2 separate regions of the Homo sapiens genome follow, and region 2 is linked to region 1. Evidence: chromatin loops called from intact Hi-C (ENCODE). Cell type or tissue: HepG2. All regions are shown on one strand. Links, peaks and the distances in the headings refer to the core of each region. The heading gives the core; the rest is flanking DNA.

Region 1 (5,176 bases), core at 598-4,597:
GCCATAACCATGCAATATGCAAAATGCATGTGCCTATTGGATGGTCATTGCATTGAACTCTTTGGCATCCTTGAGAGAGGCACAGTTGTTAGCCCAGGTTGCAGATGAGGAAACAATCTCAGTGGGGTTACGTGCCTCCTCCATGTCTCACAGCGAATCCTGGATGGGGCAGGATTTGCACACAGGACTGTCACTGTTGACTGCACAGCAAACATGTGCAAACCTCTCCCTGCAGCGTGCTTCTGTCTAATGCCTCTCAAGTCGTCTCTCCTAAAGCAATTTTGGTTGGCCAGTGGGGTGCTCTGAGGCCACAGCCCTTGGTGCCATTCTTGGGGGATCCATCCCTTACTTCTAGCCTGGATCCTGGAGTCTCACCCTGAAATTTTGTTCTGATCCTTGTATGTGGTGTCAAAACTCTGTAGAGGTCACTTCCACAAACACCCTGACACCTAATATCCATGCAGACTGATTAATTAACTGAAGTTTTTGTAGAGGGGCTAGTTGGGCAAGGTGACCTTAAGTTTTCACCCCATTTTGAGATGCAGATTCTGTGAATTAGAAGTCTGTGAGAAAACAAACAAAATCAGTCAGGGTGCAGTGGTTCATGCCTGTAATCCCAGCACGCTGGGAGGTGGAGGTGGGTGGGTCACCTGAGGTCAGGAGTTTGAGACCAGCCTGGTCAATATGATGAAACCCTGTCTCTACTGAAAGTACAAAAACTAGTGGGGCATGGTGGCGGGCGCCTGTAATAGCAGCTACTCAGGAGGCTGAGGCAGAAGAATCGCTTGAACCTCGGAGGCAGAGGTTGCAGTGAGCCGAGATGGTGCCACTGCACCCCAGCCTGGGCAACAGAGTGAGACTCCATCTCAAAAACAACAATAATAACAAACCAAAAAACAAAATCAGAAGGAAGCACAGAAATCTAGAGTGGGTAAGGAAGGCTGGGCAGCTTTTTACGCCTCCTCAGGTGTTCGTCAACTGAAAAGAATCTAGCAAGCCACAGAACAGACTTCCTGCCCTCCTCTGCAGCCTGGAAGGTAGGTGGGAAGGTATTTCTCATAGGGAAAGCAGACACCAGGCATTTGAGCCTTAGAGCTAGGTTGGAAGGTTGTGCAGACGAGCCCTGTCATTCCCAAAGTGCCAGTCAACTCCATGAGGGGCTGCTCCTCTGAGTTCTTCCTGCAATGCGGTTCTTTCATTGCTCTTTCCTTCACCCTACCTCCAATTTTTATTCTTTTTGTTTTGTTTTCTTTTTGAGGTGGAATTTCGCTCTTTTTGCCCAAGCTAGAGTGCAATGGTGTGATCTTGGCCCGCTGCAACCTCTGCCTCCTGGGTTCAAGTGATTCTCCTGCCTCAGCCTCCCAAGTAGCTGAGATTACAGGCGCATGCCACCACGCCCAGCTAATTTTTTGTATTTTTAGTAGAAACAGGGTTTCACCATGTTAGCCAGGCTGGTCTCAAACTCCTGATCTCAGGTTATCCACCCGCCTCAGCCTCCGAAAGTGCTGGGATTACAGGCTTGAGCCACTGCACCCGGCCAAATTTTTATTCTTAAAAAGCTAACTGCATAACATCACCCATGCTGGAGAATGTGAATATGTAATGAGTCCAGTGCAGAGAACGCTGGGTTCCTGTTTCCATCTACTCCAAGGCAGCCACATCCCTCCTCGTGCTACCACGGTATTCAGTGGGCAACAGGTATTGCTGCACGTGCACGGTTTACTGCCAACACCAAATCTCACTGTAAATTCAGACTAAAAAAATACGAGGAACTCTCCACTGGTTTTTTGTTCTGAATCAATATAACGGTGTAAAATAGTTACCAGGGTACCCGGCATATACAAAGAGTCCTTAATCGTTCATTACAATAATCATTACTGTTCAGTGGAGACTTTGCCATGCAGAATAAAATTTACTTTGACAGTATCATGTGAAGCCACCTTCAGCTGCTGGAGTCCTATAAAATGCATGTTCAGTCTGTTGGTCCACCACAGACTGAGTTTTCTCTCACTGGAAAGAAGTAGTATCCAGCCCATGGTCCGTGACCCCTGAATATTTGTTGAGCGATGGATGATTTAGTGCTTGAATAGCTCCAGCAAAGCCCATGGCCAAACTGGTGAATGTGTAACTGGGAGAAACTCTTTCTAGATGTGGCCAGTCTTGTCTAACTGTGGTCACGTGATGAGAGGAGATGACAATGACAGAGATGAGGAACGGATGTCTGGGCTGGAGACAGAAAGCTTTGTCACCTGTCATCTCAGTTCTGGGCTTCTGAATGGTGACGGGGGTCTGTGTACACAGGATATTTAGAGGCAAAAGAAACATCCGGCTCTGGGCTTCCACCCGACCTTGCTCCCTGCCCCATCCTCCTGCCGGCCCAGGACATAGGCTGACTCGTAGCTGGAGGGCAGAGAAGGTCACCAGCTACAGATCCCCCACCAGTCTGGCCAGGACAGGGAGCTTTCCTGCTGGCCACCATCATCACAACGCTGTGTGTGTGCAGGTGAGACCAGCCCATCCACAGGCAAGGCACTGATGTTCCGTCAGAGTCTAGGTCATTTCTAGTTCACCCTATTAATGATTTGCTGTTCTCAATATAGGATATCTCTATCTTTTTCAACACAGCCCAGCATTTACTTAGTCATCCTACTTCCGACCTAAACAGCTGATTATTTCCAATGCATCTTAAACACAGTGCTTTATGATGGCCTCCCTACTCAGCCTCATGAACAGCCCAATCTATAGATGAGGCAACCAAAGCCCAAAGAAGTTGCTTCATGTGCTAAGGTCCCAAATCTCAGGGAGGACTGCAGAGATGGGGTTTGATCCACAGTGACTATTTACCTATTACGTTACTTTTGTGCAATGCTATTTCCAGTATATGCTACATCAGTTAGAATTGCAATTGGCTGCTATTAACAGAGACCAGGGGCGGTGGAGCGGGGGGAACAAGATAAAAGCTTCTTTTCTTCTTTTTCATAAAATCAGTCTGGAGGCAGGGCATCCAGAGAAGCTATGGAGACTTGAGGGCCACTTGGGACCTGGGTTTCTTCTCTCCCACTGCTTTGCTTGTCCCCTCCGGATGGCTCCCACCCTTACAAGCTTCTCATGAATCAAGGTGGCTGCTGGAGATCCAGCTCTCAAATTGAGATTCCAGGAAGAGGGGGAACAGGTTTAAGGGGGCCTGGGTTGGAGCTCTGTCCATCTCTTAAGGAGCTATTGCAGAAATCTTGCCTAACAAACTCCACTTATGTGTCATTTGTCAGACTGAGTGGCATGCAAGTACCTGGGTGTATGGGATGCGGGTCTGTATTTCCACTTAGAACTGCAATTCTGTTCCCAAGGGAAAAGGGAGAGTAGACAGGAAGGGCAGCCAGCAGTCTTGGTTACTTGTGTCACTTATATTTAGTGGCTTCCACAATGTGTACTCCTCTGTGCTTAATTCCAACAGAGCACTTTCATCCTTACGCTGTGGGATCCCATGCTTGCCCGCTCTAACCTACAGAGCGTGTCTTCTCTGGATGGGAGAGTGAAGAGTGGAGGGGAAACAAAGGCGTGAGCTTCTTTTTCCTGAATATCTTCTCACCATGAGCAGGCAACACATTAAGAATATGCTGGTCTCAAGGGCTCCTTTCTCCAGGATGGACACAGAGGGTTGCCCAGACTTCAAGCAGGAAGGCGTGGCCACTGCCTTCCACTGCCAAGATGTCTCTTTCTTTCTTTCTCTTTCTTTCTTCCTTTCTTTCTCTCTTTCTTTTTCTTTCTTTCTCTTTCTTTCTTCTTTCTTTTCTTTCTTTTCCTTCCTCCCTCCCTCCCTTCTTTCTTTCTTTCTTTTTCTCTCTCTTTCCTCCCTCCCTCCCTCTCTCTCTCCCCTCCCTCCCTCTCTCTCTTTCTTTCCACCCTCCCTCCCTCCCTCTCTTCCCTCCCTCCCTCCTTCTTTCTTTCTTTCCTTCCTTCCTCCCTCCCTCCCTCCCTTCCTTCCTTCTTTCCTTCTTTCTTTCTTTCCCTCCCTCCCTCCCTCCCTTTCCCTCCCTCCTTCCCTCCCTCCCTGCTTTCTTTCTTTCTTTTCCTTCCTTCCTTCCTTCCTTTCTTTCACGGAGTCTCACTCTGTCGCCCAGGCTGGAGTGCACTGGTGTGATCTCAGCTGGCTCACTGCAACCTCCACATCCTGGGTTCTCTGCCTCAGCCTCCAGAGTAGCTGGGATTACAGGTGCCCGCCACCATGCCTGGCTAATTTTTGTATTTTTAGTACAGATGGGGTTTCACCATCTCGGCCAGGCTGTTCTTGAACCCCTAACCTTGTGATCCACCCGCTTTGGCCTCCCAGAGTGCTGGGATTACAGGAATGAGCTACCGCGCCCGGCTGATGTCTCATATTTCTAATAGACTGTTTTCTGAGGGTTGATAGGGTTCAGGAGAGAGAGATGCGTTTCTCTTAAACGAGACAAATGAATGCCTGCAGGAATTAGGGCTCTCTACGAATCAGCGAGTTGGCTGCTGGGCTGCTGAGAACATGCCCTGGACTGGGGAAGCATCAAGTTTCAAAGCCCCCTACCCGCCATAGCTGAGTCCTCATGATCTTGGCCTCATCCTAGAAAATCATGACATTCTATTTGTTTCCTATTGTTGCTATAACAAAGGAACACAAATTTAGTAGCTTAAGACGGCTCAACTGCATTGTCTTAGGGTTCTGGAGATGAGAAAGGCCCCCAGGGCTGTGCTCCTTCTGAGGCTCTAAAAAAGAATCCATTGCCCAGCATTGTCCGGCTTCTAGAGGCCATCCACATTCTTTGGGTTGTGTCTCCTTCGCGCATCCTCAAAGCAAGCTGCACGGCATCTTCACATCCCTCTCCCTCTGTTCTCTGACCTCCGCTTCCATTGTGACATCTCCCACTCTGACTCTGAGCCTCCCTCTTATAAGGATCCTGTGATGACATTGGGCCCAGCCCCACAATCCAGGACAATCTACTTCAAGACCCTTAATTTAATCCCATCTACAATGTCCCCTTTGCCATGTAAGGTGCCGTACCCACATGTTCTAGGGCCCAGGACATGGACATCTTTGGGGGTCATTATTCTGCAGATTGCAGAGATGTTGTGGGGATTCCCCTCAATTTCTCCTTACTCCTCATTCACTCCTTCACTTTAGCCATTTAAAATAATTAGTCCCCAACAA
Region 2 (5,176 bases), core at 422-4,421, 200 kb before region 1:
GGGCTCGGCCGGGCGAGGGTGGCCGCTGACCCCTCCCCAGCGGCTATCTGGGGGGAGGATGCCTCCCGAGTCCCCTGCGGACACAAGTCCCAGGAAATGGCCAACACGGGAGGGGCCAAGGGCTCTCCGTGGCCGCCGGCCCAGGTCCCAGCCGCGCGCCGCAGCCTCCACGGCCACTCCTGCCCGTCAGAAGTCAGACGCCGGGAACAAAAGCCAGGCGCGAGCGCACGGTCCCGCACGGCGTCCCTCCATCTGACACGAATTAGCCCTCCCTCCCCCGCCCGCCCCAACCGCAGCTCCGAGCGAGCGCGGAGGCACAGGCTGAGCCGCCAAACACTGGGAAAGTGGGTGAGGAAACGCCTTCCAGGCGGGGGGAGCAGGATCTTGCAGCCGCCATCTGATTGGAATTACCGACGCGCCGCGCTTGGCGCAGGGTTCAGCTTTACTAGGATTTCAAACCTCTCCGAGAACGCTGGCGAGGTGCTTAAAAGAATCAAAACCGGGCAAGCTCTGGCTTTCGGAATTTCTAAATCTTGAATATTATCCAGTCAACTCTGCATCTGTAATGAGCAGTAATCTACACTACCCTGATAATCTACACTAGCAAACAGGGCATTTGGAGTGGAAAGCAGGTAAACACCGAGGCAGAAAGGCTTTTTTTCTAATTTGCTTCTTCTACTAAAAAACTAGGAGCCTGGCCTTGCAGAGAGGGACACGCCTAACCAGGTAAGGATTTCAAGCAAATATCAAAGCACAGGACCGCCCGGGGCCTTGCACACCTGGGGGCTGGGCTGCACCTCCCTATCTCCCAGCCTATCCCTCCCTCACCGCACCCCCCCCACCCCCCGCCATCCTGCTCCTGGCAAATCAGGACAATTCACAGCACATCTGAAGTCCCGTCTTCCTTTATGGGTCTGCGATTTTAGAAGGAAATTAGAAACCCGAAGTTCAGGAGGTGAAGATGACAGGGTGATGGGAGAAGATGGACAAGCCAGGATCCTGAAGAAAGGGTCACTTAGAAACGCCAGGAGGAGAGGCGGGCAAGATCCACAGGCAGATCCCTCCTTTCAATGCCTGTCGGACTTCACCAGCCTTCCCGGGGCAGTGGATCTTGGCTGTCTGCAAGAAGCTTTGTGGCAAGTCTAAAACTAAAAGAACATGTTCAAGATGAAGCCACTGCCTGTGGTCTACGGTGGGCAGCGGAAGAGACCCCTGCCTCAGAGCAGGATAGGGGGCCTTCTAGTCTCAGGCCAGCTAACCCTGTACTCCTACCACTGGCCTTCACTCCAGGCCCAGCCTAGGAGCAGTGTCCCAGAGCTCAGCCTTTATGGCTCCAACACTCTAACTTCAGATCTACAGCTCCACTTGCAACTCCACATGCCTTGGATGTGGGGAGCAGTCTGGGTGGGCTAAGTCGTGGCCTTTATGGCTGACATATGTGCAAATTCCAGCCATCAATTCAACTGGCTGACGTTAACCTCTCAAGTTCTGGCACTAAATATCCATCTTTCTGTTTCTGCAGTAGAAGAGCAAAGCTGCTCTTCAACTTTTAACTACAAAGGAAAAAACCTCCTCCTAGAACACACCATTCTGGGTTCCAATTCCTCACTAAATCATCACCTGGCAGACAAGCAGGCATTCTCATTTCCCCCTGTCCTTCAAATGACACCATTATTCACCTTTTTCTATATTCATTCCTTCATTCATTTTTCTGTATACATTCATCATTTTTTTCCTATAGCATATCCAAACTTTAGTCTTTTCAAACATTTTTCCCTGAGAACACATCTGTATCGTATTCATTCCAGATTGCTTCACATCTGACACAATACCAGGTACATAGCAGTGCCTACAAACAGCTAAGAACAGGATATGCTGCTGTCATGGTTTACCCAGGGCAAACACGCCCAGAGGTCAGCTGGATCTACCACCGCCCTTACCATGGTGCCCACAGGAACCGGCCAAAGAAATCTGAATTCAGCAATGAACAGATAGCCCCCAGCAGGATAAAACTCCTCCAACCTGAGTACCAGGATTCATACTCTCTGGGGTCCACCCAGGAACAACGGCCAGGAGCACAGGCCAGCCCACTGCCTATGCAAGCCAGAGTGGAAGGCAAATGGTTGAAGGTGGCTTTTTATTGCAGGGATACCCTGAATCTGCTCTTACTTATTTAAAAGAGTAGCCATTCAGAAAACTCCCACACTTCGTTACTAGTAACAAATATCGTGCGTGTGATAAACCTCCCCAGTGAGGACAACAAACTGATTTTTCACTGGCAAGAAACAGTGCTCAATCCTAAGGCGAATCCGCATTCATCAGCAGGCCGCCTCTCCAGCCCCTCTCCCTGCCCCCGACTCTGACCTCCTCCTGCCAGGCTTGCAATCTAGGCTCTTACACTCCAGGGTCCTTCTGCTCTGCGCCCTTGGGCTCACTTGGGGCTTCTCCCAAGGCAGTTTCCCATTCTCCTTTCTGGCTGAAAACCGCTGTCCTGGGCTCAGTTGAAGATCCGCCCCCCATCTGACCTCCCAGACTGGTTAATCATCCTCCATGGCTGAGCCACTCAAGGATGGTTGGGGCCCTGACCCTCTAGTGTGGTCATAAGTCTTGTACCTCCAATAGGAAGTCCTAACCTTGTCTGGGATTTTCCACACACAGCACCAAGCAGGAGCAATAAACACTGGTGCAGGAATGAAAACATTCTCCTTTGCTGTATTTCCACCACATCAACACCGGTGTTCACTGCCTGTCTCAGACCACACCCTTCTGAGTCCTCCCAGAAGTAAGCTGTAGCTGAGGGTCTGGGGATGCGAAGGGACTCAGAAGCCAGGGCACAGACTCCTCCAGGCACAGACCCTCACCTCAAAACTTGGGTGGCAGACTGGCCTCACTCCATCTTAAAGCCACAGTGAGCTCTGTGCTGCTGCCCAGCTTCCAATTTTCTTCGTGCTTTGCCACAATCCTCTGTGCTTTTTACTCGCCAGGTTGTCTCACCCTAGCTTCTGACTGCACTTGGTTCCCAGGAACAAAACAAGGTTCTTCCCAGGAACAAAACGAGGTTCTTCCCAGGAACAAAATGAGGTTCTTCCCAGGAACAAAACAAGGTTCTTCCCAGGAACAAAATGAGGTTCTTCCCAGGAACAAAATGAGGTTCTTCCCAGGGAGGATGAATTCCAGACGGCTAAGGCAGACATCAGCAAACCAGCCATCAGGAAGAGAGGCTACATCTCAACCTGGGTTGGAAACCCAGCTGGAACTAGGGACATGAGCCCCTCCATGAGTCAGACTTTAACACCAAGTACAAGGTTCCCTGGGGGAGAGCTGAGGGGCCACTCGTGCCCGTTTTGTCACTGGAAACTGGAGGCTGCTCCTATGAGTCCATTCCCTCACACGATCATGCATTCACCCACAGATACGTGAGCAACGTGTGTGCTCGATGTCAGAGGAAATACAGCGGCTGGCTCACCCCGCCCCTCCCAGAGGGACGATCTACACGCAGTGTTAGGAGGGGGCACGGAGTCCACAGATCATGGGAAGAACTCCATGAATGGCCTGTGACTTGAAGCAGAAGCAGACACTTTCCAGACAGGAAAAGAGGTGAGGAGAGGCAAGGGTGGTAAAGCGCCGTATTTTTGGTGAACTGGCCAAAGGCTGGGTGGCTAATGCACAGCTGTGTTGGGACACTGAGGGTAGACAGGGCTCAAGAAGCAAGTACAGGGTGGTGAGCAGGATTGCACAAAGCAGTCACAAGGAAGGAGGCCCCAGTACCGAGCTGGGCTGGACTCCAACGTCACAGGGGGCTCTAACTGGCAAAAAGGAAAAAGCATCACAGGTGTATGTTCATCCTGGAGGACCCCTGGCAGTCCTGGGAGGACACTCGGGAGAAAGCAGGAGTGGACATGGAAACTCTAGGTAAGAGAACCTCAGCCTCGGGCAACAGCCCTAGAAACACAGATAAATGTACAGGGGAGAGGACGGCCATAGCAGTGGAGAGGTGACGGGAGATTGGTCATGCACAGGATGATTGAGCATAAGGATCTGTGAGAAGAAAAATGGGAGGCACCTTCGGGAGGAGCTTGCTAGTCTAGAATGGGGGACATTATAGTAAGCCCTGTGTTGGGAGACAGGAATCAGATATTGGTGTGACTCAGAGTTTCCAATCTAGAGACGTAGATACATCTAGAAATCAAAGTAGATGTGAATGTGTGTATACGAACCAGTGCACACACACACATGCACACACACACAGAGATACTCCCAGATCTGTCCTTGGAGGGTGCGGAGGCTCCAATACCAACAGTCACCCCCCAATGAGCCTGAAATCTCTTCTTTTTGGCCAGAAAGTAAGACAGTGCTCACAGAACAATGGGTTTTTTAACAAAAAGACACAGGGGCCAGCCTGAAGAGGCTCCCACCAGGCAAACTGTAAACAACTTGGAGATCAAAATAGTGATAATATTGGATTATGACCCATTGAATACAATACAAATCCAAGACTCTTTGAGTCCCTACTGATAGAAGCAAATGACCGAGGCCGGGCGCAGTGACTCACGCCTGTAATCCCAGCACTTTGTGAGGCTGAGGCGAGCGGATCACAAGGTCAGGAGATGGAGACCATCCTGGCTAACACGGTGAAACCCTGTCTCTACTAAAAATACAAAAAAATTAGCTGGGCATGGTGGCAGGCACCTGTAGTCCCAGCTACCCGGGAGGCTGAGGCAGAAGAATGGCATGATCCTGAGAGACGGAGCTTGCAGTGAGCCGAAATTGTGCCACTGCACTCCAGTGTGGGCAACAGAGCGAGACTCCATCTCAAAAAAAAAAAAGCAAATGACCACAGAGACAGTCTCAGAGAGGCAATGGGAGTCCTGGGAGCAGGTTATTAGGAAGCGTAAAGGTCTCAGCTTCCATGCGTCGTGGGATGGGAGACTCGGGAGTTATGTGCAGTGGAGAGACAGAATCTAATAGGCTGTCACTGGTTGATCTTTAGAGAGAATACATAGTCTCTAAATACTTTCCTTTATTTACTATAAAAGGGAAAAGAGTAAGTCAACAACAGAGAAAGCTTCAGTCTCCACCTAATCAAGGGGTCAAGGTGACCATGACCTTGGATGGGACAAGCCATGGTCAGCGCCACCTGTGATTCAGAGATGAGAATATGCATTACCACTGGGTG

The links. Hi-C counts contacts between places; a loop is a spot of excess contacts. Peaks named below come from ENCODE experiments on the same cell type or tissue, not always from the same donor. Only the 100,000 strongest peaks of a DNase experiment are listed, where the experiment ranks them.
Region 2: it touches region 1 in a loop (2.7-fold over the local background); 1 of 110 quality-filtered maps calls a loop at or near these places.

The regions. Positions count from the first base shown.
Region 1 is chr7:47,732,308-47,737,483 of GRCh38, forward strand. No RefSeq gene overlaps it. Among named protein-coding and RNA genes, the nearest start is that of LINC00525, 27 kb to the right of the region's middle. In HepG2, for the core only: no CTCF peak of the experiment used is centred there; DNase peaks (open chromatin) are centred at 646 and 2,194.
Region 2 is chr7:47,537,135-47,542,310 of GRCh38, forward strand. The region is part of intron 1 of TNS3 (tensin 3); the gene reads right to left. Among named protein-coding and RNA genes, the nearest start is that of TNS3, 42 kb to the right of the region's middle. RefSeq lists an enhancer at 1-514. In HepG2, for the core only: no CTCF peak of the experiment used is centred there; DNase peaks (open chromatin) are centred at 1,867, 2,587 and 3,487; H3K4me3 peaks cover 3,539 bases.